Linked DNA regions of Homo sapiens: regions 2 and 3 are each linked to region 1. Evidence: read pairs that join two places in POLR2A ChIA-PET (ENCODE). Cell type or tissue: Panc1. All regions are shown on one strand.

Evidence for each region. ChIA-PET counts read pairs that join two places held together with the same protein. Peaks named below come from ENCODE experiments on the same cell type or tissue, not always from the same donor. Only the 100,000 strongest peaks of a DNase experiment are listed, where the experiment ranks them.
Region 2: POLR2A ChIA-PET joins it to region 1 with 5 read pairs; 18 of 35 experiments call an interaction of 5 or more read pairs at or near these places.
Region 3: POLR2A ChIA-PET joins it to region 1 with 9 read pairs; 16 of 35 experiments call an interaction of 5 or more read pairs at or near these places.

The regions. Positions count from the first base shown.
Region 1 is chr19:1,259,706-1,262,205 of GRCh38, reverse strand. It overlaps LOC105372236 (a long non-coding RNA gene), which reads left to right. Exons shown (of 3, transcript XR_936233.3): 3 at 36-412. It also overlaps LOC107985303. Among named protein-coding and RNA genes, the nearest start is that of CIRBP, 8.4 kb to the left of the region's middle. RefSeq lists enhancers at 1-295, 386-565, 606-835, 2,486-2,500 and silencers at 876-1,115, 1,126-2,045. In Panc1, no CTCF peak of the experiment used is centred here; a DNase peak (open chromatin) is centred at 1,235; H3K4me3 peaks cover 1,986 bases; H3K27ac peaks cover 2,107 bases.
Region 2 is chr19:995,792-998,291 of GRCh38, reverse strand. No RefSeq gene overlaps it. Among named protein-coding and RNA genes, the nearest start is that of GRIN3B, 3.4 kb to the left of the region's middle. RefSeq lists an enhancer at 1,197-1,816. In Panc1, no CTCF peak of the experiment used is centred here; no DNase peak of the experiment used is centred here; H3K4me3 peaks cover 505 bases.
Region 3 is chr19:1,145,970-1,148,469 of GRCh38, reverse strand. It overlaps SBNO2 (strawberry notch homolog 2), which reads left to right. Exons shown (of 32, transcript NM_014963.3): 4 at 1,050-1,161. Among named protein-coding and RNA genes, the nearest start is that of SBNO2, 27 kb to the left of the region's middle. RefSeq lists an enhancer at 1-678 and a silencer at 588-742. In Panc1, no CTCF peak of the experiment used is centred here; no DNase peak of the experiment used is centred here; H3K27ac peaks cover 1,177 bases.

The DNA.
Region 1 (2,500 bases):
ATGACCTCCACTGACCTTCTCCTGCCCGCCCACAGCTCCGCGTCTCCCCAAGCACCGCTCACCTGTGAGATCACCGCCTGGCAGGGACGCCAGCACGGGCTCCCAGCCACAGGGCAGCTCCCACCCTGCGAACTCCAGCTCTTCCCAGGCCGCTCCAGAGGCCAGGCTGCACAAACACCTTGGCTAGTCTCCCCACCTGGCACAGGCCCTGTTCACTCCAACCACTGCCTTCTCTGAGCACACACCAAGTTGGAGCCCACAGCCAAGCAGCGGGCGGCCACGGGGGATTCCTGCCTCCTGAGTCCTCAACTCTCTTGGCCCGGAGCTCACACCGGCATTTCAGATTTTCTCCTTCCCCCTGTTACCCCCGCCTTGCCAACCACCTCCCTGTGGACCTAAAGCCACCACCTTCCGGGCACACCGTAGTTCCTTTTTCGTCTCTACCTCCCCCAGGGTGAGGCCGCCAGGGTCCCCATCGATCATCGATCCAACTCGACCGCCCCCCAAAGTCCAGGCCACGGGTCTAGCCACCTCCCAGATGTCCTGGCCGCCGCTCCCCCTCACCTGCTCTTCCTCTCTGGTCCCCCAAGTCATCCCTCCAGTGGCCGACTTGGGGAATCACCGTTTAGGGTCCTTGTCAGCCTCGCCTTTCCTCCCATCTTTGATTTTTCTCCACCAACTGACTTCCCGGTTGCCCCCGAAAAGCACTCGGTTTCACGTTTCCGGGCCTTGGCACACGCCGTGCCCCCTACCTGGCGCACCCTTCCCGCTTCCTACAACACTTGGCAAACTCCTGCTCCTTTGGCAAAGCCTCAGCCCCAAAGTCCCCCTCCTCCTAGCCTCCTGTCTGAGCTCCCCCAGCCTAGGGACCGCGGGGAGGCTGGGCCGGGGTCTGGGACGTGCAGTGGTGCAGGGGTGGGGGCAGCAGGAAACGCGTTGGCGTGAAAGGACGGGTGCACGTGAGCGTGCCCGTGCCGGGGGTCCACGTGCGGCGCCCCGGGGCTCGCCCCCTCTTCCGTCCAGGCCCCGCCGCAGCCGTCAGACCCTCGGCTGCGCCTCCCGCCCCCAACTTTGCAGACGCGCGGGGAGAGAGGCGGGGCTGCAGCGCCTCCGCGCTTGCGCCTGCGCACTCGGCGCTGCCGGGCTGAAGTCCCGCCTTCTGGAGGCTTCGTCGCGCTGCTACTGGGGCACGCCGATGAGCGAGCGGTGCGATCACCAATGAGGCTTCCCCGCTGGTGGGCGGGGCCTGGGCCGCGCGACGCGCGGACGGGGGCGGGCAGGGCGCCCTACCCGGGGTGACGTCAGGCTCCTTTCGCGGCGCGTTGCCCTGGAAACCGCGTTTCCATCCCGGCGGGTTTCCGGGGGCCGCCCCCTCCCATTCAGCTTTTTCCTCAATGGTTGGGGGAAGGGAGCGATCCAGGGCCGACCCCGCCCCGCGAGATCCCAGCGGTCCCTGCCCTCTTTGTGCCTCAGTTTACCTCTCCGTGCTTCCCTACGCACACTTGGCCTCCGCCTGCCGCCCCTCCGCCCGCTGCACCCCTGGTTGGGCTGACCCTACCAGGCCAGGGCTCTGAGCCTGGAGCTCCATACCCCACCCCACGCCCCCAGGGCACAGCCTTGACCCCTGGGATCCCCAGTCTGGGGTGGGGGTCGGCATCCCGAGGGGCGGGTCCTGGAGTGCAGGGGACGCGCCCCCCACCCTGCAGGCTACAGACACAGCCCCTGTGATTCAGCAGGTGCTTCAGACAACATCCTCCTTCCTCCTTCCCACCCCGCCCAGCGAGGGGGCGGTGGCGCCCTGGGGCCCTCGCCTTGACCCCAGGCCTGGCGTCGGTGACCCGCACCCCCACCCTGAGCCCCGAGGGGACATCCGCACCAGGGACGGGGCGGGGGGTGGGTGCCGCCTGACTGGGCATCCGCCTTCCTGCCGTGGGCGTGCGATGATTTGGGGTTGACTGGGCGTTGGGAGGGGCAGAGGGGTCTCAGGAAGGTGCTCCCAGGCCACTCTCTGAACCTGTGCCCCTTCCCCTGGGGGCTCCCGGTACTGGGGCCCCTAGAGATGGGATAAGGGGTGGAGGTCACATCATTGAACAAACACCCCAAATCCTCTGGGCCAAGTGATGTTCCTCTTTGGGCCTCTGTTCTCCCATCTATAAAATGGGAGCCCAATTACTTCTCATAGGCAACTCTTGTTACCTGAGGAAATACAGGTTACAAAATTTAAAAAAAGACATGAAATAGTGTTATTGCCTCATCTCTGCCCAGCCCGGACATGGGTGGAGGTGGGACCCCAGAGAGGACTCAGTCCTGGTGAGGCTCACGGGGAGCTCCAGGCTAGGGACAGAGAGAGGGAAGGGTGGGGTCTGCGGGACGGGGTGGACAGGGGTGGAAGGCGCAGGCTGGGGAAGTTCCCAGACAGCAAGGGACAGCCGGACCAGGGGTGTTCCTAGACAGGGGGCAAAGGCCGGGAGGTTTGGAGCTGAAGGCCAGGTCTGGGAAG
Region 2 (2,500 bases), 260 kb after region 1:
TCCCAAACTGAAACTCTGTCCCCAGGGGACACTCACTCCCCGTCCCCTCCCCAGCCCTGACGCCTCCTATCCTCTCCGTCTCTGTGAATCTGACAACTCTAGGGACCTCCTAGGAGTGGAATCAGACAGGACGTGTCCTTTTGTGTCTGGCGTCTCTCACTGAGTGTGATGTCCTCAAGGTGCAACCATGCTCTGGCCTGTGTCTGAGCCTCACTTATTTTATTTTTTTAATTTTGAGACTGCACCTCGCTCTGTTGCCCAGACTGGAGCGCAGTAGTGAGATCATAGCTCACTGCAGCCTCAACCTCCTGGGCTCAAGCGATCCTCCTGCCTTGATTTCCCAAGTAGCGGGGACCACAGGTGCACACCACACCTGGCTAAAATTTATATTTTTTGAAGAGATGGGGTTTTGTAGAGATGTTGCCCAGGCTGGTCTTAAACTCCTGTGCTCAAGCGATTATCCTGCCTCAGCTCCCACAGTGCTGGAATACAGGGTGAGCTACTGCATTGAGCCTTCTCGTTCTTTTACAAGGCTGAATAATATTCCACTGTGCAGAGGACTCGTGTTGTGGTGACCCATCCAACCGCTGATGGACACCTGGTTTCCCCAACTTTTTTTTTTTTTTTTTTTTTTGAGACGGAGTCTTGCTCTGTCACCTGGGCTGGAGTGCAGGGGGGCAATCTCAGCTCACTGCAACCTCCACCGCCCAGGTTCAAGCAATTCTGCCTTAAGCCTCCCAAGTAGCTGGGATTACAGGCACGTGCCACGACACCTGGCTAATTTTTGTATCTTTAGTAGAGATGGGGTTTCACCATGTTGGCCGGGCTGGTCTCCTGACCTCAGGTGGTCTACCGGCCTTGGCCTCCAACAGTGCTGGGATGACAGGCGTGAGCCACGGCGCCTGGCCTTCCCCCACTTTTTGGCTGTGGGGATGGAGCTGTTGTGAGCTTGGTGTGTGGATCATTTCAAAACCCCGCTCCTCATTCCCAAACCCCGCTCCTCATTCCCAAACCCCGCTCCTCATTCCCAAACCCTGCTCCTCATTCCCTTGGGTATATACCCAGAAGTGGACTCGCTGGGTCCAACCTTAACGCTGTTTAATTTTTTAAGAACCTGACAGAATGGCCAGGTGCAGTGGCTCACGCCTGTAATCCCAGCACTTTGGGAGGCTGAGGCGGGTGGATCACCTGAGGTCAGGAGCTCGAGACCAGCCTGGCCAACATGGTGAAACCCCGTCTCTACTAAAAATACAAAAATTAGCCTGATGTGGTGGTGGGCGCCTGTAATCCCAGCTACTTGGGAGGCTGAGGCAGGGGAATGGCATGAACCCGGGAGGCAGAAGTTGCAGTGAACGGAGACCGGGCCACTGCACTCCAGCCTGGGGGAAAGAGTGAGACTCAGTCTCAAAAAAACAAAAACAAAAACAAAAACAAACAAAAAACCTGCCAGACTATTTTCACAGTGGATGCCCCATTTTATGTCCGCACCAGGGCACGGGAAGGCTGTGGCTTCCCCACCTCCTCGCGCATGATGTTTTCTGCTCTCAGCTTTGCTGGCAGCTGTCCCGGCGCCCGCAAGCGCACCTCACTGTGGTCTGCACAGTCAAGCCCCGCCAGCCGCCAGGTCACCTGTGCACACCGGCGTCCCCGCTCGTCAACGCCTTGGCCTCCCCAGTCCCGGCGCCGTCCCTCTGAGAATCTGTGGGGCCTCCGGGGGCGGGGGGTCTGAACGATGACGTCACCACTGTTTCCATCGCACCCAGACCGGCAATTACGACGCAGGGTGGAGCCGCGGTGCCTGAGCACGTCTGGGAGCTCTGGGCCGAGAGGGTGATGACGGTGCGGGAGCGGGCGTGGAGAGGCACCGAGGGGGCTTGTGTCCAAGGACCCAGCGTGCAGGGGCACATGGAGGGAAACGCAGGGAATGAGGCGTGAGCTCCTGCCGCCCCCGCCCAGCTCCCAGCCGACCCGCCGGGGGACGACCCCTTTCTGGAGACAAGAACGTCGAGTCCGACCCGGCCAGGTGTCGCCTGTCTGAGGCCACCGGGCGATTTTCGGGCCCTGCCCCACGGTGAACTCTAACCCTGTTCTGCAGCCTGCGGAGAGGGCAGCCGACCTCAGCCCCGGACGGCCGCGTGGTGCAGGCAGCTGCGAAGTGACCTGGATGTTCGTGCCTGGCTCACCTTGGGCTCTTGCAGCGGCTGGAGCCGAGTCCGGGCCCTGGGAGCCCCAGGCAGCTGTCCCTCTACGGCTCTGCGCACCCTCACCCCGCCCTGGCACCAGCCACAGGGTTGTGCCGATACCCTTGAGTTGGTGGTTGGGGGTCCTGATTGGTGCTGGGAGGGAAATTTGGGAGCCTTTGGGTGGTGATGCGGAGGGGGGCAGGGGTCGTGGGAATGGCTCCAGGGGAACAGTAGGTACAGACCCAGGGAGATCAGCCAACCCCAAGGGACCCCCCAGCTGCCTCACCCCAAATCCGCGTGCTCCCCGCAGGCAGGAC
Region 3 (2,500 bases), 110 kb after region 1:
AAGGGCACTTTTCCCACAGAGGGCAGCAGCTGGGCTGGGTTCTGCAGGGGGGGTAGGAGTTGGCCAGGCGAGCAGTCGAGCAGGCTGTGCAAAGGGCTTGGGAGCAGGTATAGCCAGAGCCTTGGGAGACTCCAGGAGATTGTGGAGCAGCTGTTTGTGGCCCGGGAGTGGAGTGGATGCTTCTTTCCTGCTGGTGTTTGCAAACCTTTCTATGCAGGAGGAGAGTGGCCCCCAGGCGGTCCCTGCCCTGGGAGCAGGTCTGCCCAGGGCCGCCTCCAACCCAAGGCCTCCGGCTCCCACTGGGCAGAGACCTGGACCTGCTGCCAGCCCTGCTGGAGAGAAGCTTCTGGAGGGAGAGCCTGGGGAGCCTGGCGGGAGGGAAGGAGGCCCTGGGGACGGCGGCCACCCCTCTCCCAAGCGCAGGAGCTGGCCAAGGGGGCCGGAGTGGGGAAGGGCAGAGAAGCCTCCCTGCCAGCCACATTTTACTCCTGGGATCATCTGGAGAGAGGCGCCCCTGGGCGGGGGGCCCCCAGGACCTTCTCCTTGCTGTGTCCTTTGCCATCCTCAGGGTGACAGGGCGGGGGGTTCCGACCTGAGCCCTCCCTGGAGGACGGTGATCCTGGGTTTCTGCCCGTAGCGCTCTCCTCCTTCGAGGCGGGAGTGAGGTGTGGGTCAAGGGGCCTGTGTGTGGGGGAGGGATGGCCAGGCTGGGGTTCTGAATCGCCAGAATGAACCCTTAGCCGAGTCCTGCTGATGGAGCGGGGAGGGCGGGATGGTGGCCCTGGATGTCCCCCCGCCCACCAGGCGGCTGTTCCGTAGGAGCTCTGCCGGGCTGTGTCCAGTGGGGGTGGGAGGGCAGCCCCAGGCTTGACCACCACCCCCCTGGAGGCCCCTCTGTATGTGCAGCGGGGCCATGGGTCCTGCCGGGCTGGGCACACTCCAGTGGGGCCTCGAGGGGCCTCTGGCTGCGGCCATGGGGGTGCAGGTGTGTTACTGAGGGAGTGGGTTGAGCACCCCATCTCACCTCCCCCCCCCCCATCTCCCTCCAGCCCGTTCATGAGCTCCGCCTCCTTCCTCGGCAGCCAGCCCTGCCCAGACACCAGCTATGCCCCCGTGGCCACCGCCTCCAGCTTGCCACCAAAGACCTGCGACTTTGCTCAGGTAGGAGCCCCAGGAGCTCACCGCGCCGTGGGGGGCAGGGTGGAGTCTGGGCCGCCCCTCCAGCTGCCCTGCGACCTCTCTCGCTCAGGCCTGCCTGGGACTCAGTGACCTCGGCTTGGCCCCTCGGCCGCAGGGTTTACGGTGGGGCAGTAGGAGCCCAGAGATGTGGCTTGGTTTTGGGGAAGAGCCAGTGACTGGCCCTTCGTGTCAGCAGTGAGCCCCGCCCAGCCCTTGGGGTCCCTGCGAGCATCTGGGCAATGCCACAGAGGGAGTTGCGGGGAGGGCGGTGCTGGGAGAGATGCCCTTGGCAGCCTTTGCCCCCACGGCCCTCCCTCTAGGCGGGTCCAGACACCCTGCACATTGGAGTCCCAACCCCTTAGCAGCCACCTGAAAACGGAACTCACATACCAAAGGAACAGAACTTTCCACCTCCTTCTCCCCAGGGTCGCGGGGAGGCTCCCAGCCTCCCACTGCGGCATCAGGCGGACCCCACCCCCACCCTCCCAGCCTCCCCCTTCGGCATCAGGCGGACCCCACCCCCACCCTCACAGCCTCCCACTGCGGCATCAGGCGGACCCCACCCCCACCCTCACAGCCTTCCCCAAGGGGTTCCCAGTGCCCCAGCTTCCTCTCGGCAGCTCTGGAGCACCCAGTGCCACAGAGATCGGCTTCCCTGGGACGGTTCGGATACCACAGCCTCCGTGTGGGACCCGGGGCCAGGGGCTGCTGCTGGGCCGGACCACATCCAGGGCCTGCCGGGGAGCGAGGGTCACCTGGTGCTCAGCTCCCCCAAGCCTCCGCTTCCCCTGTGTAATGGGCATGTGAGATCTGCCTGGGCCTCAGAGCTGTTGGGGGGATGGGCGCAAGCCGGCCAGATCCAGAGAGAAGCGGTCAGGTGTGGCTGCAGCAGAATGGAGCCAATTCAGGTCCCAGGGCTCACCCAGACCCAGGCCCTGCAAACAGCTCGCCGGGTGGACCCCGGGCCCAGTTTTCCCCACTCAGGGCCGTAGCAGAGCGGGGCAAAGCCAGCCGGACCCTGAGTCTGTGCTGGGGTGACCGCGTCCGTCAAGTCCGCCTCCCCAGTAGAGTCTGTGAGGGGACCTTCCTGGAAAGTAGGGTCTTTTTGGATGTCATTGGGTAGGGATCAAGATGAGATGAGGTAGCTCTGAAATCCAGCACAAGGGTCCTCAGAAGAGACAGGAGAGATTGGGAGCTGGCGCCACGCTGGAGGCCGGGGCTGGGGCGGTGTGGCCACAGGTCAGTTTCTCCTGGAGCCCCAGGGCTGGAAGAGGTGGGTCAGAGCTGTGGGAGGGAGCAAGGCCCTGAGACACCTTGGCCT